2 separate regions of the Homo sapiens genome follow, and region 2 is linked to region 1. Evidence: chromatin contacts called from ENCODE Hi-C or POLR2A ChIA-PET data. All regions are on one chromosome and are shown on one strand. Each heading gives the region's core, a stretch centred on a gene start or an enhancer-like site at or near the end of the contact. The rest is flanking DNA. Distances are from core to core; before and after follow the strand shown.

Evidence for each region. A loop is a pair of places that touch in the nucleus more often than their neighbours do. ChIA-PET counts read pairs that join two places held with the same protein, here RNA polymerase II (POLR2A). Pooled maps may share reads with other maps.
Region 2: a pooled map shows a loop between it and region 1 (3-fold over the local background). The contact joins the promoter of LINC02202 here to the promoter of HAND1 in region 1. A Hi-C loop is called at or near these places in 5 of 50 pooled maps. POLR2A ChIA-PET finds 5 or more read pairs at or near these places in 2 of 52 experiments (A673 and Panc1).

Annotation. Positions count from the first base shown.
Region 1 is chr5:154,476,663-154,480,117 of GRCh38, forward strand. It overlaps HAND1 (heart and neural crest derivatives expressed 1), which reads right to left and starts at 1,565. Exons shown (of 2, transcript NM_004821.3): 1 at 804-1,565. The coding sequence starts at 1,346. RefSeq lists enhancers at 1-239, 3,013-3,455.
Region 2 is chr5:159,098,571-159,101,744 of GRCh38, forward strand. It overlaps LINC02202 (long intergenic non-protein coding RNA 2202), which reads left to right and starts at 1,913. Exons shown (of 3, transcript NR_109890.1): 1 at 1,913-2,268. EBF1 (EBF transcription factor 1) reads right to left here and starts at 1,346. Exons shown (of 16, transcript NM_024007.5): 1 at 775-1,346. The coding sequence starts at 908. RefSeq lists a silencer at 519-808 and enhancers at 1,626-2,254, 2,255-2,881.

The DNA of each region.
Region 1 (3,455 bases), core at 315-2,814:
GGCTCCACTCCGCTACGGCCTTAAGCCCCCCAACCTAGAGAAACTGATTGGCCAGCCTGAAAACCCAGCGCTCAGAAGCCCCCAGCCCCGGACAGCCAGACCGAGTGCCAGGAAGTGTCACCCTAACCGGAGAGGATCAAGAAGGCCAAGACGAGACTGCGCTCTCCAAAGCTAAAAGAAGTGGCTCTTATTTACATGCAAAGCCACTGAAGTCGTCCTCAGAACCAGTCCATGGGGAGAACCAGAACTGGCCCTGGACTGAGTAGAAGACCCGATCTGTTTTACCTCACCTCCACCCTGGACTCCTCAGATAGGTGCTTTTCCTGCCCCGACCCACTCTGGGCCCTCAGTTTCCCTATTTATACAATGATGGAAGTAGACTAGCCGGTCCAGCAAAGGCCCTTTGAAAACAGGAACCGAGCCCGGGCACATAAATTCAAACTCAAAGTAAAGAACTTTAACACATATTCTTAACCTGGCTTCCAGGAGAGCCCAGGAATGAATCAGGACTTCTCCAAATTGGAAGCAAAACCTGTGGTGTGTGCATTTTTGGAGGGTCCGAGGCTCCAAACAGATTATTCACTCAGTATTACAAACACTCTCCCGTATTACAAATGAATTCTATGACGAATCTGCCTCCCTCCATGCACAGGATCGCACGCTGTGACCAACCATCTCAGAACTCTTCCCAACCTTTCCAAATCGGACACAGGACAACACAGCCTCCTTCGACTACCTGCATGGCCTGAGGCTGCTCACCGCTCCTGCACCCTTGGCTGGAGCATGCAAGCCCCAGGACTCACCAGCTCCCTTTTCCGCTTGCTCTCACGGCCGCCATCCGCCTTCTTGAGTTCAGCCTTGAAGGCCTCGGGATCGCCAGACTGTGCATCCTTGGCCAGCACGTCCATCAGGTAGGCGATGTAGCTGGTGGCTAGGCGCAGAGTCTTGATCTTGGAGAGCTTGGTGTCGGCCGGCACGTTGGGGATGCACTCGCGCAACTCCGCGAATGCGCTGTTAATGCTCTCAGTGCGTCTCCGCTCCTTCTTGGGTCCTGAGCCTTTCCGCCGGCCAAGACGGCCGCCAAGCGCCTCCAGCCGCCCGGGGCTCTGCCCAGGCCTGGCGTCAGGACCATAGGCGGTGGCGGCTGCAGCGGCCGCGGGCGGCGGCCCGCCCGCAGGGAAGTCCGGGGCAGCGTCAGCCGGGCTCAGCAGCCAGCTCTGGAAGTAGGGCCTTTCCTGATGACAGCGCGAGGCCGGACCGAAGAGGAAGGGTTCGTGGAGCATGGGGTGCGCAGGGTGCGGGTGGTGATGGTGGTGATGGTGTGCGTAGCTGCCCACGAGGTTCATGTTGGAGCGGCTACTGGCCTGCGCCGCCAGCCCTATTAACGCCGCTCCATGCGCCCCAGAGACTGCCGGGGGCCACCTGTGGGCTCTGGAGCCACTACTGGGCGCCGGCTTTGGGAGAGTCCGGGCAAGGCTGAAAATGAGACGCGCAGCCCACTGTCTTCTTACCGGTTTCTGCCGCGGGCGAGGTCGCCGAAGCCCAAAGACCTGTTTAACCCTTCTGCGGACTCCCCTGCGGATCTGGCTTATATAAGACCGCGGCTTTGATGTCAACCTCTCCCGGGAGCCAATGGCAGGGGGGCGGGGATAAGGAAAAGGGGGAGTGGCTATCCCAGGTTTTACGCTCAGCCCGCGCCACTCTAGTCCGCCAGCAGGGACTGGGAACCGGCCCCGCCTCTGCCCCTCCCACTCAGCTCCCTGCTCTGCGGGCTTAGGGGGGCGGGCTGCTGGGGGTGTTGAGGGGGCGGGCACGGGGACTACGTACTTGAGGCACAGGACGGCCAACGCCCTGGACTGTTGCTGCCACCCCCTCCCCACGGATCCAAGGAAAGGAATCCAGAATCACCAAGCGAAAAGAAGGCCTACACCTAGAGCCCGCCTTTTGATTTTACAGACAAGGAAACTGAGGCCCAGGGAAAGAAAGGTTCTTGTTTCTAGACTGTCTAGAAGTCTAAATAGGAATTCCAGCAGTTCCCAGTCCCGAGCTCCAACTGCTCTGCTCGGCGTCAGAGCTAGAAGATGAGAGGGCGCTGCTGAAGACAGGATAGGCCGCTAACGTTCTTCCCTAACACCTTCCAGCCCTCCGCCCCCACCCCCACCCCTTAGTCATCGGCCCTTTCTGGAGAGACTGGGAGCCGCTTGTGCACGGGGTCGTTACCAGCCCGCCAATTCTGACCCAGCCTCAGGCAGACGGGCACGCAGCTACTGACCAGCGAAGAAGCCTTTCGGAGGCAGGGGTAGGGGTGGGGCGGGAAGGAGGAGGCGGACTCCAGGCCCACGGGCATCGACGGGTTTGTTCCCGGCTTGAGGGTCTGAGATCCACTCCGGCCTCCCGGGTGCCTGATCCATTCCGAAGGCCAGCCCGGCTGGCGCAGAGACAGTCTGGCGTCCGCCTTGGGCCCGGGGCATCTGGCCAGCAGGTCTCCTCTGGTCTGTCCGCAGGACTCGCACCGAGACCTGGGAGCGCGGCTACGTCGGGCCGCTCTACCCAGATCATCACTCCTTAAGAATCTTTGGTTCTTTAAAGACACCGGCCCCGAAGCTCACACCTCGAGACACCAGCATTCGGCGTTAGACACACGCAGAGGGGACCAAGACTGCACAGCATCCGCGAGGCTCGCACAGGCAAACGCGACGTCCGGCATCTCTCACGCATCAGCGCAGAGGCGCGACTCGGCTGCACGACCCTCCGAGATTTCACCCCGGGGGTAGGGCCATTCCCTGCCAGCCGGACTCTCTCCACTGTGGGCTTTCCCCAGGCTCGCGTTGGAATCTGGGAATCCCGGAGTGGTGACGCTTCAAGCTGGGGACTCTCGGTCTTACCTCCCGCTGTGGTTCCTTTCTTGGCCGATGTCCACCTACCTGGGTCCCTCATTCTCTCAACCTTTCTCAGCTCAACGCCCCCTCCCTCGGTGTGGTAGAGGGAGTGTGCCTCTCTTCAAAGCAAAGTCGAGGGGAGGGGGAAAGGAGAAGTTAATGTGAGTGCTCTTTTTAGAAGGCAAATCATTCACCCATTCATTCAACAATTATTTATTGATGCCTACTATGTGCCTATCATAGTTACTAGTCCAAAGACAGAGGGAGAAAGGCCCATTCTCTCCTTGAACAGATATGGAACGTGAAGCCCAGAGAAGAAGAGCGATTTTCTCGAGGTCCGGTAGGGAGTGGATGAGTGGAATTCCACTCCTGGACAAGAGAGTGAATGAAGGGTGGGGGGTTACATACAGGAGTGACGGAGACAAAAGCCTGGGCCTGCTGGTTCCACCTGTGGGAGCTCAGCAGGGCTGTGGGCCCTGGAGGTGCATGGGGGGGTGGTGCAGGGAGGTCCTGGTTTCCTGCCCGAGGCGGGCTGGAAACCCCCCGCTCTCCCCGGCGCCTGGCGCCAGCAGCGCT
Region 2 (3,174 bases), core at 663-3,162, 4.6 Mb after region 1:
GGGAAGCTGAAGAAAGAAGAGAAAGAAAATGGAGAGAGGAAGGGAGGAAGGAAAAGAGTGAGGGAGAAATTAAGGGAAGGTGGGGGAAAGAAATGAGAGAAGGAAATGAAAGAAAGAAGAAAGAAAAGAAGGCAGGAAGAGAGACAGGAAAGAACGAAGAACGAAAGAAATGGAAGGAGGGAAGAGGGGAAGAAAGGAAGAGGAAGGAGAAGAGAAGAAAATAAAGGGGGGAGAAAGGAAAGAAGGAAGAAAGAAAAAAGAAAGGCAGGAAGAGGAAAGAGAAAGAAAAAGGAAAAAGAAAAGGAGGAAAGAAAAAAAGAAAGAAAAAGAAAAAAGAAAGAAAAAGGAAGGAAGGAAGAGAAAGAAAGAAAGAAAAAAGAAAAGAGGGAAAGGAAGAGCGAAGGGAAAGAAGAAAAGAGAGCCGGCCGGAAAAGAAAGAGCAATCACATAAAAACATAAAACACAGATCTCCAACATGCTGTGTTGAGACGCCTCTTCTGGGTTAAAACAAAATGAAAACAGTCACAGACGAGGCAGGGGAAAGTGCTGGCAAAGCGTGGGCTCCTCGCAGACAGCTCCAGGTCCTCCGGCCGCAGGCGACGAAGGCAGAGCGGCTGGAGAGCGCGGAGCCCCGGCGGAGAGCGGAGCGCAGCGGCTGCGGACTCACCCCGCCGCCCGGCCCCGCGGCAGCAGCTGCCGCTGCCGCTGCCGCCTCCGCCTCCCGGCTCTCCCGCTCGCGGCTCACCTCGGCCGCGGTCCCCGCGCAGTACCCACCTCTGCGCCGCCGTGTTGGCGTCCAGCACCCCGGCGCCCTGCATCCACGTCCGCACCGCGTTCATGCCGCTGCCCAGCGGCTCTTCCTTCATGCTGCTTCCACTCCGTTGGATGCTTTCCTGAATCCCAAACATGAAAACAACCTTTTCTTGTGGAAAATCTCCTCCCCCTTGAAAAAAATTAAAAAAAAAAAAAAAGGAAAGAAAAGAAAGAAAAGAAAAGAAACAAAAACGCCAACCAGAGATTTTTTTTTTTCTCAGACGATGAACTCGCACTTAGAAGATCAAGGCGGGCTGGAAAGCAAATTTTTAAAAAATGTAAACCTCTGCTCAAAACTGAGCGATAACCCGAAAAAAAGAAGAAAGGGAAAATCCAACGAAAAGACCAAAATAATAAAATTAGAGATGTATGCTTGGCTGTTGGGGGTTGTTTGGTTGGTTGATTTTTGGTTTGGGTGCTTTTTTTTTTTTTTTGCTTTTTTTTTTTTTTTTTTGTAATGATCACAGGCCGGTGGAGGACAGGAGGGGCTGGAGTTTCCTTTTGTAGAGGTACCCTTCACTTGAAGAAGCAGGAAGAAAAAAAAAAAAAAAAAAAAAAAAAAAAAAAAAAAACCCTGATGGCAATTTAAGAAACAATAGACTCAACTCGCGCTGCCGGCTTTGCTACTTCAAGTGTCATTTTCCACAACCAGGCAAGTTTTTTCCTCTCTCTCTCTTTTTTTTTCCTCCTTCTCTCCCAACCAAAGATGTTTCTTTCCTTTGCGTGTAGATGAGGAGGACGCTGGTTGCCGTAGACAGATACACCAGAGAGGGTGGGGGGAAGGGGAGAGAGGGAGAGAGGAAAGGGGGGGAGGGAAAGAGAGATAGAGAGGAGAGGGAGAAAGAGAGAGGGGTGGACCCTGCTGGATGGAGATTCTGTTTTCTCCTTGCTAAAATAGAAGTGATTTGCAGGCTTTCCCTATGGAATCCAGTTTGACTTTCCCCAGAGCTAAACACAGGCACACTAACCCCAAAGGGAGGAGGCGGGGCCCGCGCATCGAGGCCCCGCCCCTTCATTTGCATAACGTCATCTTTCCGCCCACCGCAGCCAATCGCGGCCCGGGAGCCGGCTCGCTGGCGGCGCCAGGCCACGCTCTCTCATTAACATCCCGCTCCCGGTGGCGCAGGGGAGCCGGCCAAAGTTCCTCGCAAAGTGGCGAGCGAAGGAGCGCTGAGCACTGACGTCTGGGCTGGGGAGGAGCGGGTCCGAGCGAGGACGGAGAGGGGACAGAGGGAAAGGGAGGCGGGTGTCTTCCTCAGGAATTTGAGCTGGGGATCTGCATCCTGGCCATTGCAGTCCTTTAGCATCCTCGCCGCGCCCTGAGCGCGCTGGAGGCTCGCAGGCTGCGCCCTCCCAGGGCTGATGCCGCGTCCTGCTCCGCCGTTCTGGGACGTCGGGGACAAAAGTGGAGGAGACGGGAGAGCCCGGGCAGAAAAAGCAGGACGCGCGTCCCAGGTGCCCACCTCTTCGCTTTGAGGCGGGGGCGGTGGGATGGAATATGGGTGCGCGAGGTCGGGGCTGGTAACTCTCGGAGGGGCACGGCCTCCACGCTGGGAGGGATGAATGGACGCTGGGCCCCGGCAAATGAGGCGCTGTGGGTCCCCAGGAAGTGGGGTACCAGGCTCTACTCCCACCCCGGCCTCTGAAACGCTTCTCTCTCGGCCGCTAGCCTAGAGGCTGCCAGGGTTGGGCACTGTTCTCACTCACACGCTCACCTCTCTCGGGCAGTCCTCGAGATATGTGAATGGTGGAATGAATGCTCTCACTGGGGCTGTGTCAGGATGCGTTTTTAAATTTTCTCAAATTAAATGCCAACCCCTCATTCCCCACCCCAAGTAGTTGGTTCGTTTGTTTTTAGAGTAACTACCAAAGCAACAGCAATGTTAACCGTCCTTGATTAGCTGGTTATTTGGTGTAGGGTTTTTCTCATCCTCCTTTATTCTTCCTGTTAAAAAGGAGGGCTTGAACAAATCCTTCCTAACTCTGTCTCTGCCATATGAAAAGGGTGGGGGGAGAAGAGAAGGAAGGTGGGGAGAAAGGACAAAAAAGGAAGAAGGGGAAGAGAAAATGGGAAGGAAGGAGGGAGAGAGAAAGGAGAGAAGGAGAAGGAACGAATGGAAATGGGAGAGATGGAAGGAAAAAGGGAAAGAAAAAAGGACGAAATTGTCTCCCTCCTCAGGCTTTTCAGCATGTATCTTTGTGGCTGGCAAAGGAAATAGCTAGAAGTTTCTGGGTAATGTACCCCATCATTTTTTAGCAGGTTGTAACCTCTAATAAGCACATGGTGAACTTCTGTTTCATTGCCCTCAAAGGAACTCCCTGACTGCAGCCAAATCTGCTAAGGACTCCTTCGGGGAAATT